Linked DNA regions of Homo sapiens: region 2 is linked to region 1. A link is an interaction called in ENCODE POLR2A ChIA-PET data of the cell type or tissue named here. Cell type or tissue: A673. All regions are shown on one strand. Each heading gives the region's core, and the rest is flanking DNA. Links, peaks and the distances in the headings are about the cores only. Region 1 overlaps CAPRIN1 (cell cycle associated protein 1). Region 2 overlaps CAT (catalase).

What was found. ChIA-PET counts read pairs that join two places held together with the same protein. Peaks named below come from ENCODE experiments on the same cell type or tissue, not always from the same donor. Only the 100,000 strongest peaks of a DNase experiment are listed, where the experiment ranks them.
Region 2: POLR2A ChIA-PET joins it to region 1 with 9 read pairs; 2 of 35 experiments call an interaction of 5 or more read pairs at or near these places.

What each region holds. Positions count from the first base shown.
Region 1 is chr11:34,083,495-34,095,511 of GRCh38, reverse strand. CAPRIN1 (cell cycle associated protein 1) reads right to left here. Exons shown (of 19, transcript NM_005898.5): 10 at 9,293-9,448; 11 at 9,099-9,207; 12 at 6,056-6,117; 13 at 5,223-5,333; 14 at 4,834-4,983; 15 at 3,456-3,606. Among named protein-coding and RNA genes, the nearest start is that of NAT10, 16 kb to the left of the region's middle. In A673, for the core only: no CTCF peak of the experiment used is centred there; a DNase peak (open chromatin) is centred at 8,414; H3K27ac peaks cover 541 bases.
Region 2 is chr11:34,442,831-34,450,086 of GRCh38, reverse strand. CAT (catalase) reads right to left here. Exons shown (of 13, transcript NM_001752.4): 2 at 724-895. Among named protein-coding and RNA genes, the nearest start is that of CAT, 7.5 kb to the right of the region's middle. In A673, for the core only: no CTCF peak of the experiment used is centred there; no DNase peak of the experiment used is centred there.

The sequences.
Region 1 (12,017 bases), core at 6,668-10,667:
ACATTAATAGTTGTTAGAATCCTATTTTACGATGAAAGCACTAGGGAATACCTAGAGAAAAAGAGAGAGCCACTGCTCCTCTTGAATTACTTAGTAAACCAACTACATCGGTGTCATCTTTTTACATAGATTGCCTTTTATTATATTCCCAAAATTTAAAATTGTAAGTGAATGACAAATACACATAACATTTTCCTTGTAAAATGGTTCATGTGTATCCATGTACAAAGTAGCCAAAAGAACTGAATTTTAGAATCATTTTATCAATAACAGCTTTTAATCTTGATCAAATCTCACTGTAAGAAATTCATAGCCAGGCTGGGTGTAGTGGCTCACACTGGTAATCCCAGCACTTTGGGAGGCCAAGCTGAGCAGATTACTTGAGCTCAGGAGTTTGAGACCAGCTGGGCAACACAGTGAGACCCCATCTCAACAACAACAACAACAACAAAATACAAAAAATTAGCCAGGCATGGTGGTGCATGCCTGTGGTCCCAGCTACTTGGGAGGCTGAGGTGAGAGGATGGCTTAAGCCTGGAAGGAAGAAGTTGTAGTGAGCCGAGATCGTACCACTGCACTCCAGCCTGGGAGACAAGAGCAAGACTCTGTCTCAAAAAATGAAAGGAAAAAGGAAAGGAAAGAAAGGAAGAAACTCACAGCATAATAACTTAAGTGTGATCTTTATTTTATTTAATTTTCACTTTTAAGACAAGGTCTAGCTCTCTCACCCAGTACTGCTGAGGTTGGAGTTCAGTCAAATAATCTTGGCTCACTGCAACCTTGAACTCCTGGGCTCAAGTGATCCTCCGGCCTTAGCCTCCTGAGTAGCTACAACTACAGGCATTCACCACCTCACCCTGCTAATTTCTGTATTTATTTTATAGAGGTGGGGCTCTGTGTTGCCCAGGCTGGTCTCAAACTCCTGGTCTCAAGTGGGCCTCCCAAAGAGCTGGGATTACAGGCGTGAGCCACCACACCCAGCCTTCATTTTATTTTAAAATACCCAAATTCCTACTTAAATTTTGGTAAAGTATAAACTTGTAGGCCATTTTAAAAAGCCAAAGATTCTGTCATGTTGTTCCTGATTAGACACTAATTCAAAATAAAATTTCTAAAATGATGGGACATACTGAAATGATTTCTTCAACAAATATCAGGCCGGGAATGGTGGCTCACGCCTGTAATCCCAGCACTTTGGAAGGCCGAGGCGGGTGGATCACCTGAGGCCTGAGGCAGGAGGCCGAGGCAGGAGAATCGCTTGAACCCAAGCGATTGAACCTAAGAGGCGGAGGTTGCAGTGAGCCGAGACTGCATCACTGCACTGGACAACGGCCCACAATGTATACATATTATTTCATCATGAACGCCTGGCCTCAAGCAATCCTGCCACCTCAGCCTCAAATGTAGCTGGGATTATAGGTGCCAGCCATGAAGCCCGCCCACAACGGACACACATTTCAACACATCATGCTGTATACCATAAATACACATATATATAGTTTCTACTTCTCAATTAAAAATAAACAAATGAACTTTTTTTAAAAAAATAGAAAAAGCAATCCATGTACTTATCAGTGGGAGAAAGTTTTCGGCAAGAAGGAAAGTAAGTATGAAGGCCCTGAGATTAAAGAGAACTTGCTGCGTATGTGACTGGTGTTCGAGACCAGCCTGGACAATATGGTGAAACCCTCTCTCTACTAAAAATACAAAAAAAAAAAAAATTAGCCAGGCATGGTGGCCTGTGCTACTTGGGAGACTGAGGTAGGAGGATCCCTTGAACCCAGAAGCAGAGGTTACAGTGAGCCATGGTGATCACACCACTAGTTTTTATCATTTGGAAGCTGAGCATAGTATAACTGATAACTTCTATCAGAGTATGGAAGATTCGAGCTTCATATTAGTGATACTGAATACTACAGGATGTGTAAGAATTTACTACTGAAAAATCTAATGCTGATCCAAGTTTACCAAGAAATTGAATAATTAGAAAATTTTACAACTTTTCAAAATCGGGCTGACAAAATGAAAGTATTAACTCCTCTGACTGCTGGTTTGTTGTGGGATTCCAATTAAATTCTGAGGAATTAAAGAACTAAAGAAGACATCATGGTGGCTCATGCCTATAAGGTAGAGGTGGGAGGACTGCTGGAGGCCCTGAGTTTGAGAAAAGCCTGCAGTCCAAGCTACTTGTGGGGAGTTAAAGGCTCCAGTACAGGATTTGAGCCCCAGAGTTAAAGGCTCCAGTATCTGATTACACCACTGCACTCCAACCTGGGCAACAGACAGAGACCCCATTTCTTAAAAAAATATATATATAAAAAAAAATCTAAAGTATCTCTATCGAGCTAGACAAGGTAGTTCATGCCCATAATCCCACCACTCTGGGAGACAGAGACAATAAGTTCGCTCAAGGCAAGGAGTTGGAGATCAGCCTGGCATCATAGTGAGCTCCTGGAGACCCTATCTCTACAAAAAAAAAAAAAAAATTAGCCAGCCATGGCGGTAAGCACCTGTAGTCCCAACTACCAACTACTCAGGAGGCTGAGGGAGGAGGATCATTGAGCCCAGGAGTTTGAGGCTGCAGTGAGTTATGCTGGCATCACTGCACTCCAGCCCGGGCAACAAAGTGAGAACCTGTCTCAAATACATAAAAGCGTCCCTACCTACATTACTATCGTGACAGGTATGGTAACTAGCCAAATTATGACCTTACTTGACAAAATAGATTATGTTTCAACCCAGTCCACGAAATGCAGCCACCATGAGTTTTTTCTTAACTTTGTCTAACTGACTCAATGCCAGATATCATGCTAAAAGCCTTCAATCAATTAACAATTAAAAGTATAGTTTATCACCAGGTGCAATGGCTCACGCCTTTAATTCCAGCACTTTGGGAGGCTGAGGTGGGCAGATCACGTGAGCTCAGAAGTTCAAGACAAGCCTGGGCAACATGGTGAAACCCCAACTTTACCAAAAATACAAAAAATTAGCTGGACGTGGTGGCACATGCGTGTATTCCCAAGCTACTTGGGAGGCTGAGGTAGGGAGGATTGCTTGTGTCCAGGAGGCAGAGGTTGCAGTAAGCCGAGATCACGGCACTGCGCTCCAGCCTGGGTGACAGAGTGAGACCCCATCTCAAAAAAAAAAAAAAAAGTACACTTTATGGTAATTCAAGTAACAAATTTAATTCCATATAAATTATACAATGCAACAGGGATATTATGTAAGTTCAGTGACAAAAGGAAAATGGCTATAAAGCCTCCAAAAATTGCACATAATTCACATATACAAGTACAGACTCAATTTAACTCATGATCTGAAATGAAAAATTCATATGGTCTGCTACTAAAACAGAAACTCTTGGACACCACCACTCTGAAGTCTAAACTGTCCTAACACTGTCAATAACTGTGCTGGAAAGCAAGGAGCCAATGAGGTGACACTGGATTTCGTACCTGTTTGAAGCTGTTCTTGCTGAAGCTCTGTTTGTTCTACTTGGTGAGGCTGACTAGAAAAGCTCTGGTTATAACTGGCCTGGTACTGATTTTGCTGTTTTAAAGTTTCTGGTTCATTAACAGGAGGAACTGGGGCATTCATATTGAACACCTGTTAGTAAATAAAGTAAATGATTAGTTCATCCTTTTATTCTCTGGTTTATAACATGGCCAAACTCAATGGTGGTTTTACCTCAGACATAAATAAAGACATCACAGAGGTCTCAAACACAAAAACATCACACACACATACAAAAATCCCTCCAAGTGATTCAATGTGGAAAAAGACATATATACCATATAGTACTTAAAGGGGAGTATAATATGCTGTGAAATGGAAGTAGGGAATTAAAAAAAATAAAAAGACATGCAATCAGCAGCCTTGGAAATGCTTTTACATATATGAGAAATCTTTTTAAAAGACAAACTCTGGCCTGGCACAGTGGCTCACACCTGTAATCCCAGCACTTTGGGAGGCTGAGGCAGGCAGATCATCTGAAGCCAAAAGTTCAAGACCAGCCTGGCCAACATGGTGAAACCCCGTCTCTACTAAAAATACAAAAATTAGCTGGGCATGGTGGCTTATGCCTGGAGTGTCAGCTACTCCAAAGGCTGAGGCATGAGAATCGCTTGAACCCAGGAGGCGGATATTGCAGTGAGCTGAGATCACGCCACTACACTCCAGCCTGGGCGACGGAGCAAGACTTTGTCTCAAAAAATAAATAAATAAGACAAACTCCTGGATGCAGTACCACTTACAGAAGTTTGTTCTATGAACTTTAACAGGGTTGAATGTTTTTTCATTTTTATTAACATATTAATCAAAAGTTATTTTAATATTTAATCTTATGAACTTTCCTCTCAGCACCGATTTAGCTGCACCCCACAGATTATAGTATTATTATTATTTTCTAGAAATTCTCTAAAGGTGCTTGCTCAAGAATCAAGGTAAAGCATAACATCTGAAACTTCAAAATACTTCAGTAAAATAAAAGATTAAGCAAACAGGGCAACTATTAAATCTAGGTAATGATTATATGGATGTTATATTAGTCTATTTCTCTGAATGTTTAAGCTTTTGTTAATCAAATCAAAAGGGTAAAACTACAAATTAAGATGATACAGGCACATCACTCATAAGGCTAAAATTTATCTCTAGAATATCCGTTAGTATCAGTTAATCTCTGGAATAATCAGTTTATGTTCAATTAAATATACCCTACAGTTAATGAAAGATGCAGACTCAAGCACAGTTAAATGAAGACCTTTAAAAAAGAAAAGAAAATCTACCATGATTCATATTACATACTAGGCAATTAATGTTAGTTAATTTGCTTACCGTTTGCATGGATTGGAATGGAGCTGCATTTACATTGATTCCACTGCTATGTAAAGGTTTGCTTGTCCCAGCCTGAAATACTTGAGGCTGAGACGCAGCAGGAAGGGATGATGATGCTGTAGTCTGGTCTGTATTTAAAGAGATTGTTGCCTAAACACAAAGTGAATAGATGCACTTTAGCGGTAAACTAAACTTAGCCAAACAAAAAGTGAACAGATGTACTAAAGTGGTAAATTAATCTCAAACTTATATGTATTAACAAACTCAAATATTTCATGAAAGCAAAGTAGGTCCAAAAAGAAGAATCATTATATTAATGGTAATGTACATCTGTTCAATTCATGAGTAAGTGCCTCATCAAATGTATGTGACCCGGTAACAGAACTTGCCTGAATCTGATCAATTGGTTCCTTCTGTGGTCGTTGCTCTGTAGCATGAGAAGGCTGGTACAAGGGTTGAGATGCTGTGTACCCCTCACTTGTGGATGATACCAAAGGAACCTAGACATAAGTAAAGAAATAAAAGCTTCTTCCTGCTTACAAAATTGACTGTTAAAAAAACAAGTTACCTCTAAGACGCATAAGGCTAAGAAATAGATACAACTGCTAAAGAAGGGAGAAATTAATATTACCATCTCTCTTTAAATTTGTATAATATAAAACCTAAAAATTGCAAAAATATATATATTTTTGAAGCTCGACGTTAAATAAACCCAAGTCTCGTTATAAAAGCCCTCCACAAGTACTTCTAAGATGGAGAAATCTGCACTAAATTTTAGAATTATGTCTAAACTATGTCTTCTGAAATTCTCAGTTCTAAATAAAAAAGGCTTATTATATTATAATACATTATTTAAAATGCAAGACTTAAGAAAAACTTAAAAAGTCATCAAGAGGAAAAATGAACCTAAACATAAAAATAAAGGCTGACAGCTATCCACAACAATAAATTTGCTGAATTCCAACAGAAGACTTGGACACTGATGAAATTCTTATTTTCTTTCATAAGCTAAGAAAGAAACCAAGGAACCAATTAAAACAAAAGTGAAAAAATATTTTTTAATTATTTTTTTAAAATAGAGATGGTGTCTCGCTACACTGCCCAGACTGGTCTTGAACTCCTGACCTCAAGTGATCCTCCCATCTCAGCCTCCTAAAGTACTAGGATTATAGGTACGAGCCACCTAACCTGGCCCTGAAGAAAATAGTTTTATCACTCTTACCTGTGTCGCTTCTGGTTGTACAGGAACTTGATTAGGCTGAGCAAGTCTAGATTCAGAATGAACTGCAAAGGTGACCAAAACATTTTTGTCAAACAAAATTAAATTTTTAGAGAGACGCGTCTAAATACCTTTTATTTCGCTATTAAAGGCTTTTTTTTTTTTTTTTTTTTTTTGCGGGGGGGGGGGGGGGGGGAGTGTCTCACTCTGTCACCCAGGCTGGAGTACAGTGATGTGATCTTAGCTCACTGCAACCTCTGCCTCCCAGGCTCAAGTGATCCTCCCACCTCAGCCTCCCAAGTAGCTGTGACTACAGGTGTGTGCCACCACACTCGGATAATATTTGTATTTTTAGTAGAGACAGGGTTTCGCCATGTTGCCCAGGCTGGTCTCAAACTCCTAGGCTCAAGCAATCTGCCCACCTCAGCCTCCCAAAGTGCTGGGATTATAGGAATGAACCACCATGCCCAGCAATTAAAGGTAAATTTCTATAGCCAAACCATAAATAAACTTTTTAGCAATCATGAAAGTAAATTGGGAAATGCAGATAAAATTTTAGCTTTCAAGTGAGCATTTTGGTTTACCGGCAGTGGTTATTATTTAATAGTTTACTTTCACAATTGGTTTCATCTTGTTTTTTCCAAAAGTAAAGTAAAATGTTAATAGAATGCACTAACAAATAATCAGTGCCATGAAAAAAGACTTTTAAAGCTGTACAATAAAGTGGCATTATTCATACTCTAGACCTCAGACAGATAGTATTCCATTTTGACCTTTTGTTTCTTCTGAAACAGGGTCTCACTGTGTTGCCCAGGCTGGAGTGCAGTGGCGCCATCATAGCTAACTGTAGTCTCAAACTCTGGGCTCAAGAAATCCTCCCACCTTGGCTTCTTGAGTAGCTGGGACTATAGATGCATGCCACCCTGCCAAGCTAACTTTTTTATTTGACTAATTTTTAATTTTTTTGTAGAGGCGAGGTCTATGTTGCTCAGGCTGGTCTCAAACTCCTGGGCTCAAGTGATCCTCCCTCCTCAGCCTCCCAAAGCACTGAGATTACAGGCATGAGCTACCATACCCGGCTCAATATATGTTAACATAACCAACTTTCAATTTCAAGTGTTTCTAGAGAAAAAGAAAATTTAAAATATGTACTTTTCGGCCAGGCACAGTGGCTCATGCTTGTAATCCCAGCACTTTGGGAGGCCGAGGCGGGTGGATCACGAGGTCAAGAGATTGACACCATCCTGGCCAACATGGTGAAACCCCATCTCTACTTAAAATACAAAAATTAGCTGGGTGTAGTGTGGTGTGTGCCTGTACTTTCAGCTACTGGGGAGGCTGAGGCAGGAGAATCCCTTGAACCCGGGAGGCAGGGGTTGCAGCGTGCCGAGCCAAGAATGCGCCACTGCACTCCAGCCTGGCGATAGAGCGAGACTGCGTCTCTAAATAAACAAATAAATAATATATACTTTTTAACAGCCTATATTCAACTCAGCATGCATCTTCTTAACAATTCCCATCACTCTCTCACCTCCCTTCCCAACAATGATTAAACAGATAATCAAAACGACGATCTTTGGTTAGTCATTTAGAAAGTACCCATTTTCACTGGAGAGTCTAATGGACTCAGCATTATGTAAATAACTAAATAGCCTTACAGGTTTTATCAGTGCTATGTATACTGACTTTCACACAACTCCCCAGCTGAGAAAACGACTTACTCTCTTCCTTTGGTAGAGCTCAGAAAATGAACACTAAAAACCATGATTGCTCTCTTGTAGGTGTCACCTTTGATCTGTTTTCTAAAACTCTTGATAGAAATGTGAGAGCCGGGCGCGGTGGCTCACGCCTGTAATCCCAGCACTTTGGGAGGCCGAGGCGGGCGGATCACGAGGTCAGGAGATCGAGACCATCCCGGCTAAAACAGTGAAACCCCGTCTCTACTAAAAATACAAAAAATTAGCCGGGTGTAGTGGCGGGCGCCTGTAGTCCCAGCTACTTGGGAGGCTGAGGCAGGAGAATGGCGTGAACCCGGGAGGCGGAGCTTGCAGTGAGCCGAGATTGCGCCACTGCACTCCAGCCTGGGCGACAGAGCGAGACTCCGTCTCAAAAAAAAAAAAAAAAAAAAAATGTGAGAGATATGAGCTCCCTTTACTTCAGAAAAATCCTAACTACCTTACACCAAATTAACTGTCATTAAACATACTTTTACTCAGCAATTTATTTTATGATATTTAACATCATGCAACATTAAATAGGTTATTTTATTTAGTTCCACTTTTGTGCAACTAAAACTGATGTGTTCTGGGAAAAACCAAGATGACTCACAATCACTAATAGTCCTGGAGAGAAGGTCCACTTAACCCAATGGAAGGCACCAACTGTATTTAGTGCTACTACTTCAAATAATGGTGTAAGTCCAGAAAGAGTCTGAAACTGTCTTGTGGTTTCTCTCTTCCCTTTGCCTCTTACATATTCCCTTACCCACTTCATTGCTGTGTATTTTTTTAAGGTAATAAAATCCAGAAATTCTCCTAGAAAGCTAAAAGCATTCAAAAAAAGGCACCTCTATTATTTTTACTCCTAGATTAATTTTGAAATTTTAAAAGCCAAGCAAAATTTCACTTGTTAAAGTTACAAAAACAGACAAAACTGGTCTATTACAGTTACAAGTACGGAAGTGGTTGCTATCGCTAGGGGTGAGGGTAACTAGTGATTGAAAGGAAACAACGTAGGTTTCTGGGGTACTGGTAATGTTTCATTTCTTAATCTAGCTGCAGGTGTTTTCAGTTTATAAAAACTCATTAAACTTGCGTATATTTTTCTATATCTACATGCCAATGAAAAGTTTAAAAATAAACAGTTATAAACTACATTTTTAATTCAAATCATAGGAACAATAACATTCTTTCTATCAAATTAAAAGACCTAAGAGTCAAAATTAAACAGTCATTAAAATAAACAAAATTTATTTTCACAATCTTTTTAAAACCTGAAAGTACTGGCCTTATATTTCTCTCTCACATAAAAATGTACCACTACTAACCTGGAGGGCAAACCAGCTGGGGCATGTCCATGTTTTGTGTTGGATTCATAGGCTGTGCAGATACAATGGCAGGATCAAGTGTCTGATTTTCAAAATCCAGCATTGAATCCTACAGGTTAAGTTAGGATAGAATAAAGTCAAATAATATAAACACTTAAACTTTCTGTTACAGAGTCTGACTAAAATGAACATACCTGTATGAAATTATAGGGACCCTGCATTTGTGCCATAAGGTCTTGTACTCGCTGTCTTCTCACAAGGGGATCTGCCTGAGCCACTGGAGTCAAAGAGTGGGGCTCTGGTACTGAAGGGGATGCAGCCTGAGGTTGCTGCTGGAGTGAATTTACCACCTAAGGTAGAAAAAAAAGGATTAGAAGGAATAGGAGAGCAAAAAAGCTCCACTCACTACCACCATGATGGGTCCCCCACACTACATAAACCATCTATACTATAAACAGAACGGGCTTTAATGCAGTTACCCAAATGAATTACATTTATGCCAAATTTAACATTCTGAAAAATGTCATCACTTCTACAGTGTTTCAGTTCCATAAGACCACTATGTAGCATTTCATGTTGATTTACTTATTTATTTATTTTTTTTTCTTTCGAGACGGAATCTAGCTCTGTAACCCAGGCTGGACAGCAGTGGCGGGATCTCGACTCACTGCAACATCCATCTCCCGGGTTCAAGCAATTCTCCTGCCTCAGCCTCTCAGGTAGCTGGGATTACAGGCACCCATCAACACACCCGGCTAATTTTTGTATTTTTAGCGGAGACAGGGTTTCACACCATATTGGCCAGGCTGGTCTTGAACTCCTGACCTTGTGACCCACCCGCCTTGGCATCCCAAGTGCTGGGAATACAGGCATGAGCCACCATGCCCAGCCTCAGATTTATTTTATAAGCTGCTTTCAAAGAAAGATTACCTGTGTTTACATCCTAAAATAATGTATTTTTCTTAAAACTGTTATGCCTTCTATAGTAACTGGATTTATATATCTATGTCAAATATATATCTATCTCACAACCTGGTACATAGCACTCAAGAAATGTTAGCTATTATTATCATCAAGATTTGGGTTTTTCCCATTCCATTTTCTCAGCCAACACCATAGGATCAAGCTTTACCAACTCATCTAAACTGCTACAGAAGCCAAAGCTCACTCTATTAGCCTTTTCCCAGCTCTAATAATTTCCTCTGCTTATTGTTCTTAGTAATTCCCTGCTCTGCAAGGAAATCCTATCTTTTATTACATCAAATTTATATTATTCTGTCTGGATTTAAAACTGGACAAGTCATACTGGTTGAAACTAGGCAAAATCAGCTATTCCCTTTATAAACAACACAGATAAAAATCACTACCAAAGCGAAACCAACAATCTGTGTAATACCAACTTCAGGATGCTCCAAAAATTCGTGGAATCTCATGTGGATAGCCTTTAGAAAGGCCCACCTACTAGATACAAAGAACAAACCACACTGGCACAGTGGCAAGTAGTATGCTCTTCTCAAATAAAATCCAAAAAATACTTAACTACAAAGCACTGTATACTGCTTCCCAACTTCTTCCTACTATGTCAATATTTACCTTGCATTCTATGTTCAATAAAACAAATATGTTAATAGTTCATTTCTACTTCTACATCCATGCTATACATCCCTATTACCTGGCTCCCCTAAAAACATACATCCCATCGACTTAGTCAAGGCTCAATGGGTTTGTACACCTCATATATACAGCTGACATTTGAACAACATGGGCTTGAACTGCACAGGTTCACTTATCCTCCAGTACTCTTGAGATGTGAAACACCTGTATATATGTGGGTCCCGCAGATACATGGCACAACTTGAGTATGAGCAGACTTCGGTGTGTGGGAGTGTCCTAAAACCAATGCCCCTGGTATAACAAGGAACAACTGTAAATCACCTCTACTAATCTTTTTGATTGATTTCTCTTCTAATCCTCCTATAACATTTCTGAACTGCATTCTTTAATTCAGCAAATATACACTATTTTGTTGGGACTTCCTGAGCAGTATTTTCATCCCAAGTACCTTTCTGGGGTAAGTGCCTACTCTCTTTACCTTACCAATGGGACATTTTGGTGCTCCAACAGAGGGATGAAGTTGCTGGCACAATTATAACATCTATGGGCCAGGCGCAGTGGCTCATGACTGTAATCCCAGCACTTTGGGAGGCTGAAACGGGCAGATCACTTGAGGTCAGGAATTCAAGACGAGCCTGGCCAAAATGGTGAAACCCCATCTCTACTGGGCAAGAGTGAGACTCTCAAAAAAAAAAAACTTTGCAATCTCTTTGGAAAATGGGTTTTTTTCTTCTTGAGACAGAGTCTCTGTCAACCAGGTTGGAATGCAGTGGCACGATCTCAGCTCACTACAACTTCTGTCTCCCCAGTTCAAGTGATTCTCGTACCTCAGCCTCCCAAGTAGCTGGGATTACAGGCATGCACCACCATGCCCAGGTTTTTGTTTGTTTTTGAAGTAGAGACTGGGTTTCACCATGCTGGCCAGGCTGGTCTCTAACTCTTGGCCTCATGTGATCCACCTGCCTCAGCCCCACAAAGTGCTGGGGTTACAGGCATGAACCACCGTGCCCGGCCAAGAGAATGGTCTTGATATAAGAATAACATATTAAAAGGAAAAGCATATTACCCTCAGCTTACAGCTATTTTCCTGCACCTTGGGGGTGTAAAGAAAGACATCTAAAAGAAGATCAAAAGGAAGGCCAGGACCAGTTGGTAAGGTTTTTAGACTGTATCTTACAGGTAACAAGGCATCACTGAGAGCCTCAAGTACAAGTAACTTAAAGCTAACTTTTCCAATAATTAAGTTGTGACAATGAATAGGATGGTCTGGAGGCAGTCAGAGAGGAGTAATATGAAGAGAGTCAC
Region 2 (7,256 bases), core at 1,461-5,460, 360 kb before region 1:
AGTCTGCATGTTCTCCCCATGTCTAGATAGGTTTTCTCCTGGTACTCCAGCTTCCCCCCACATCCCAAAGATGTGCGTGTTAGGTGAACTGGCATGTCTGAATGGTCCCAGTGTGAGTCCACCCTGCAATGGACAGCATCCTGTCCAGGGCTGGCTCTTGCCTTGTACCCCAACCTGCCAGGACAGGCTCTGGCCTCCCACCACCTTGAACTGGAATAAGCTAGTAAATAACTATCTTATTTTACTAATCTTTCTTAAAGGTATGTATGGCTCACATTTATTTCAATGTTTAATATAAGAGGTATTTTGAGTCTCTATTTAGAAGTTTGATGATGTTTTATCAATCAGAAATATGCCATAGGAACTTAACTCTTGCTTACGTCAATTAGCCTATCATAAAATTGGTTTCATTACATGTCGTTTAAAGTCAAAGTTTCCAAGAACCTATTGATGTTAAGTGAGGACTTATTGTATTTTTATTCCTTCAATGATGGGAGAAATGGAAGACTGCTATTTTTAAAAGAAACTATTTTATATATAATGTTTAACCTGAGGAAATAACCATCATTTATTTACTAATTTCCCTACTGCTGGATGTTTTTCCTTTCTCCCACAAATGGAGATTTGACACTTGTGTTAAAGGTCTTCCAATCCTTTGGGAAATAACACTTGACCCAGGTGCTGTGAAACAATCTTTTTACAGCAAATAAACACAGCACTTACCTGCTCCTTTAGCATGCACAACTCTCTCAGGAATTCTCTCTCGGTCAAAATGAGCCATTTCATCAGTGAAAACCACATCCTGAACAAGAAGGGGCCCACGGGGCCCTACTGTAATAACATTAAGTTTGTCTCCTACTGGGTTACCAGCTCCAGTGGTCAGGACATCAGCTTTCTACAGGAACACAGAAAGAAAGTGCAGGAGAGTTAGCACAATCAAACCTTTCATTTACACTGTCACGGGTACATAGCTTTGCAATGTTTATACCATCTGCCCTCTTTTTTAATTTCCTGTGTCCAAAGTACTAAAATCTGACAGGATGGGCCATTGCCTGAAACTTTTAGTGATGCCCCAGAAACCCTTGACAAATCTCAACACTAATCTGCTAAGAAACTTGCTCTGAAGAGCAGAAAGATGATTTTGGAGCCTGAAAATGTGCTCAGCACCTGCTCCAGAGAAAGCCACTGGGTTCTGCAAAGCTCCCAGTCAGAGAGGTGCCCAAAAGCGTCCTACAAGCTTAACAGTGAAATGTCCAATCCAGCAATGAGAAGACGGTCTCCAGGGAAGCTGTGCTGGTCAATACTTTACTCAGAACTTACAAACGCTTTATTACTGCCACGATCTTCAAGTGCGCTACCTTGTTTAGTGCATCTCAAGAAATGTACACCAGCTATTTGCAACATCTCTTTTCAATTAAAAAAAAAAAGTCAATGGCTTTCACTGTCACTAAAAGTAAACTGTTACTGGTAAGGTGGATTATAGTATTAATGTTTTAAAGATAGCAAATGTCTCTGAAATGGGATAGGTTATTTTACTGTAATAAATAATTAATTTTAATCCACCTGATTCTCCAATTTCAGTTACATCAGAAGACACTCAGCTGTCCCTCCTCTAGGGTTAGAGCGGCATTCTTCTAGCCCCACATGATCCTGGAAGCTCATAGCTTCATCTAGTTCCATGGTCAGAGAATACTTTTGACCACAGACAACTGCCTCTGCAGTGTCTTCCCCGGGTCACTGGAAATCAGGAGAGACACGTAAGTGACGCAAAGCTACGCCACCTCCACCTGGGAGAGGAACTCAACGCTGTCTATGACAAAACTCAACAGACCAACTTCACACACAGAGAAAAGCACTATTTTTAGTATTTCCACACACCTAGAGTGGAGTCTGTAGTTTTACTCCCCATGCATGTCTGTCCTGTACATTAAAATAAATTCCTGCCTCTTCTCTAGAAGGCAATACGGTGGGGAGTAGGCACTTACAAAACCACAAAAGATCTGTGAGCTGTTTGAAAAAAGATATTGAATAAAGGAGACCGTGCAATTTGCAAAACTAATAAACAAGACCCTCTCACACACTAGTAAATGCCCTTGCCACTAGAGTTATATCTTCATCCAAGTAGGAAGAGGCCAACATGGCAGCAGGGAGAAACTATGAGTGCCAGCACTAGAGCCTGGGTCCAACTTCCAGTTCTACCAATTACCAGCTATGTAGCTGCTGGTAAGTTACTTATTTATGAGTCTCCATTTTCATCTGCAAAATAGAATAATAAGTACCTCCTAAGGTTAACACATGAATTAAAAGAGTTAAATGTAAAATGCAAGCCACACATTCAACACATATATGCTGTCACTTCACTGGCTGTGAGAACATGACCTCGCAGCAGAAGGAGCAAAGCATTTGAAGTTTTATTTTTCTAGTAATCATGACAGATGCATACTCCTCCATCCACACTCTCTCACTCTACCATCTCTGTCCCTAAACCCATCTAGCAAAGCCCCTTCTAAACTGTCACAGTTTAAGGGTCCAATCAACACTTACCACCCAGTCACATCACTCTTTTGAAGATACATATGTTGCTAATACGTGTGACCCTCTGTGACGTGCTAATACGTGTTACCCTCTGTAGGTTTATTTTTAATTTAAAGTAGAAAATGAACCAGAAAAAAAATTTCTACTTTCTAAAGTAGAAAATGAACCAGAAAAAGAGCAATTTCACCTTTAGTTTAAACCTAAAGCCTTGGTTTTCAACCTTGGCAATGCACTAAAATCACCTGAGGAGCTTTTTAAAGCCTCCTGATGCCTGGGCCATCCCCCCTAGAGATGTCTGATAGAAGTGCCCTGGGTGAGGCCTGGGCTATTTTTAAATGACTCCTGTTCAAGCTAGGATTGAAAACCACTAACCTAGAACTATTGGGTGATAACAAAGTTAAAATAATTAGAGAGCCAGAGCAAACCAAATCTGTTCACTCTTTAAATGCTCTTTTCAACTTACAAACAAGGTATTTAAGGAAGCCTTTAAAAAATAAAGGGACATCCAGGCTGGGCGCGGTGGCTCACACCTGTAATCCCAACACTTCGGGAGGCTGCAGCAGGTGGATCACCTGAGATCAGGAGTTCGAGACCAGCCTGACCAACATGGAGAAACCCTGTCTCTACTAAAAATACAAAATTAGTACCAGGTGCAGTGGAGGGGTGACTGTAGTCCCAGCTACTCGGGAGGCTGAGGCAGGAGAATCGCTTGAACCCAGCAGGCGGAGGTTGCGGTGAGCTGAGATCGTGCCATTGCACTCCAGCCTGGGCAACAGCAGCGAAACTCCGTCTCAAAAAAAAAAAGGGGGGGACATCCCATAAAAGGTACAAGTATGAGAAAAGATACCAAGAAGCTCAGTAAAAGGAACGCTAAACAGATGAGAGTGTTATTTACATGCCAGCATTCTTAACGTGGGGAGGGAGCTGCCCCTAAGGCAGAGATGAGAGCACATCACATGTTCCCTTCTGGTTACCGGGTCAGGGTGATATGGTCAAGAATAAATACCACACCCAAAGGCAGCAGGTGCAGAGTTGGATAAATGAATAAAGTACTAAAGCTTGAGGTGGTCTTTCCTGATGACACTGACTATTAAGAGTGGGAATGCTGGAATTATGGCAGTCCTCCCTCCTGCCCAATGAAGGAATCCCCTCCTTAACATCAATCCTGTTAAGAAATGAAACCTGAGTTTTTAAGTTACAAATGGAGGCTTCAGAATCTCTTCCATTTCCCCACTCTAACAGTTAGATCAATTGTCCTCATTTATATAACAGCTTTCCCCACAAGCTCATGTATATACAATTTACCTTCAAAGCCAGTGGGGCAGGAAAGCTTCAACAGTCAGCAACAGAAAAGGGAAGCCAGGGAGCAAAAACTAGAAAGGAAAAGATCCCCCAACTTCAGGGGATGTTTAGCGCAACATTGGATAAGAGGAACTGATCTAAACTGAAAGATAGAGTATTAATATTAGAAGGTGAGGAGCAGGATGCGGTGTATTTAAGATGAAAATAATTAATGCAATGAAGATTTACTAGATGAAATGAGAGGGTGGGGCTAGAAAACGGACCACGCAAGTTATCTCACTTAAGCCTGTCAATAATCCAGAGATCAATATTATTAATCCCATTTAATGGGCGATACTACAAACTCAGAAAACTTAAGTAACTTTGCAGAGATGTCAGTGTTGTGGCACAGGTTTACTTGTTACATGTAACACGTAAGGACAGGCAAAGAGATTTCCTCCAACTTGCAATTATTGTTTTTAACTCAATGAATAACTTTAGAGCCAGAATATTTTTAAAGAGAGAAAAGCTTCTCTATGGCTGGATAATTTTAAGACCTCTCTCTGGAGAGGTCCTTGTTAACATGTTTACATCTTCCTGGCTGCTAGCTCCCATGACATCCATACGTACCTCTCCTGAACTGCTCTCTCTACCCTGCCCCACACCACTCATGAAGCAGGGCCAAGGGCATCTTCTTGTGCCCCATATAACAAAATATTGTAATTGCCTGTTTATGTCACTGTTTTTCTTTTTTTTTTTTTTTTTTTTTTTTTTTGAGATGGAGTCTCGCTCTATTGCCCAGGCTGGAGTGCAGTGGCATGGTCTCAGCTCACTGTAACCTCCACCTCCTCCCGGGTTCAAGCAATTCTCCCGTCTCAGCCTCCCAAGTAGTTGGGATTACAGGCGACCACCACCACACCCAGCTAATTTTTGTATTTTTAGTAAAGACAGGGTTCCATCATGTTGGCCAGGCTGATGATCTCAAACTCCTGACCTCAAGAAATCCGCCCATCTTGGCCTCCCAAAGTGCTGGGATTATAGGCGTGAGCCACCGCGCCCAGCCTGTCACTATTTTTCCTCTCTAGACTGTGTACTCCTTTTACATCTATATACCTGATCCCTAATACACTGCTCAATATACTAACAAACATAAAACAAATGTGTGTGGATTCAGCATGCAAATAAACTAAACCACGGACCAATATGATATGGCCAAGAGCCTTTCTAACAAGCAGGAGGAAGCAGCAACAGTCTATCCCTCTCCCTGCATCGCCCCTCCAAAAAATGAGAGAAATATTTTAATTTATAAATTCTGATCAAACACCTTTAGACACACTTGTTATGAAAACTGCCACAGAAATTAGCTTGGCTAAAAACTAGCACAATTATTAGAAGTAGGGACTTAAAGTAAAATTCTATTTTGACTTTGCTGCCTTTATAGGCTTCTTTTGGCCAGAGCTAATACATAAATGAAGAAGTTTTCCTGGGAGGAGTAAGGTTGGCTTCATCTGGTGAAATATTTTATCAACATATTACACTTTCCACTTAGTAGTTCCCTTCACTCACAGAAGTTTCAAGAACCTAAACATATTCTTCCACTTTTAATTAAAAGATTGGTTAATGCAAATTGCCCATCAGTCCCAGAGGAGTCATAATGACGTCTTTTCATTCTGTGATAAAGAATGTGCCTAGCGTTTTCTAGCAAATAACTGCCTAACATTCTCCATTTATTCAACAAAGATTCAAGTGCCTACAACGTATACACCCACGTACAGGAAACCAAAGACTGTCCTGACCTTCAAATTTCTTGGTCTGTGGGAAAATAATAAGGGTGGTCTAGATATTGACTGCTGTGGAAGCTAAAGCAATTCCGTCTTAGATACTGATCCACCATGCTGACTTCTGATTAACTCCAGTTTTAAGATTTCCAGTTTATCTATTATTCCTTGTGAAAGAGCCCCTATTTACTATAAATCCTGCCCTGAGGTCAAACAACCTTGACATTATCATACTTCAGTCATGCCATACCTCCCTTCTGAATCGCCCTTCCCTATGGTATTAAGCCCTGGGTCTGAGGGGTAATGGTATGGGATCCACCATCTTGTCTCGCCAACACGCAAGACACAGACATGGTTTCTGGTCCTAAGTCCCTACTAAACATTTCTTTCTGAGAAACTTGATTTGTCAGCCTCTTTCTTTGGCCTCTCAGCTTCCTCAGACTTTGGGGGTAGGTTTGCATAGACCTACCCACCATGCAAAAGCTAAAAAAAAGAAATGAAACCTTAAAAATTTCTGTCCCATCTCCCATAGTCTCTCCCACTGCACATAATGACTTAGCGATTCCATACCTAGGTATATTTCAGGAGAAATGAAAGCACATGTGGACCAAGGGTTAAGTCACTCAGTCACCCCTTCTCCATCCCAAATGTTAGCAGTGTAACATCAATGCAGTTATTACCAGGATTACCCTAAAAAAATATAGACCCTCACAGGCTATAATGCATAGGCAACTCACTGACAGAAATGGATAGTCTAAGACTTAACCTCTCTCCCAGGTAATAAGAGAACTGTATAAAAAGGTAAGGTTTGAAATGTTCAAATTCTCCCATTTTAAAGGGATCAGAGGCTACTTATTAACATTTCCCATTTACCCCCAAGAAAAGAGCACTGGCAGCAAGCTGCACTTAAAAAAAAAAAAAGGAAATGGGTTAAAGGTAAGTATCTCAAAAGAAGAGCCCATGGCATTCTAAGCAGTGAGCAATAAAGTTCCCATTTAAGTTCCCTTCAAAGTGGCTGGGAATACCTGCACAACCACCTCCCTCCTGCCAAGAGAGAAAAAGAAATAAGAATTTTTAAGTGGATCGAGGTCATACTCATGAACACATCTGACTCAATGCTCACTTATTAAAGTTTACAAAACTCCCAATTCACCTGTCAGCAAACCAAATCTGACCACAGAAGATACGCCCAATAAATTGCTTTCACATGGTTGACTGTGTTTCCAAAATAGGACACTCTGATTCTTGAGAGAGGAGGCAACAGAGTGTTCGCCTATAGTAGTCCCAAACCATAAAGCTCTCCTAGATCAGTAAAGCATCACAACTAATTGGGAAGTGGAAGACATCATATTAGCACAAAGCTGCCCACTTAGATAAAAGCATTTACCAAGCAAGGGGAGATTTTTTTTTAATACCATCTGTTACTGTCATAATTTTCTAACAGAATATCTTAATGTCAGAAAGTAAAAATGACATATTCTTTAAAAAGAAATTATGTTGCATGTCCATTGCCGCATCACAAGAAAATGGCTGGACAGATTTTCACCAAATATGAAATGTACGCTTTGGATAATATAGTAGAGTCAGCTTCCTGGACAGGGGGTAGACTACCCCAGGTGTGGCCTGTAACAGAGTTCTAGCCAACAGAATGTAAGTGGCAGT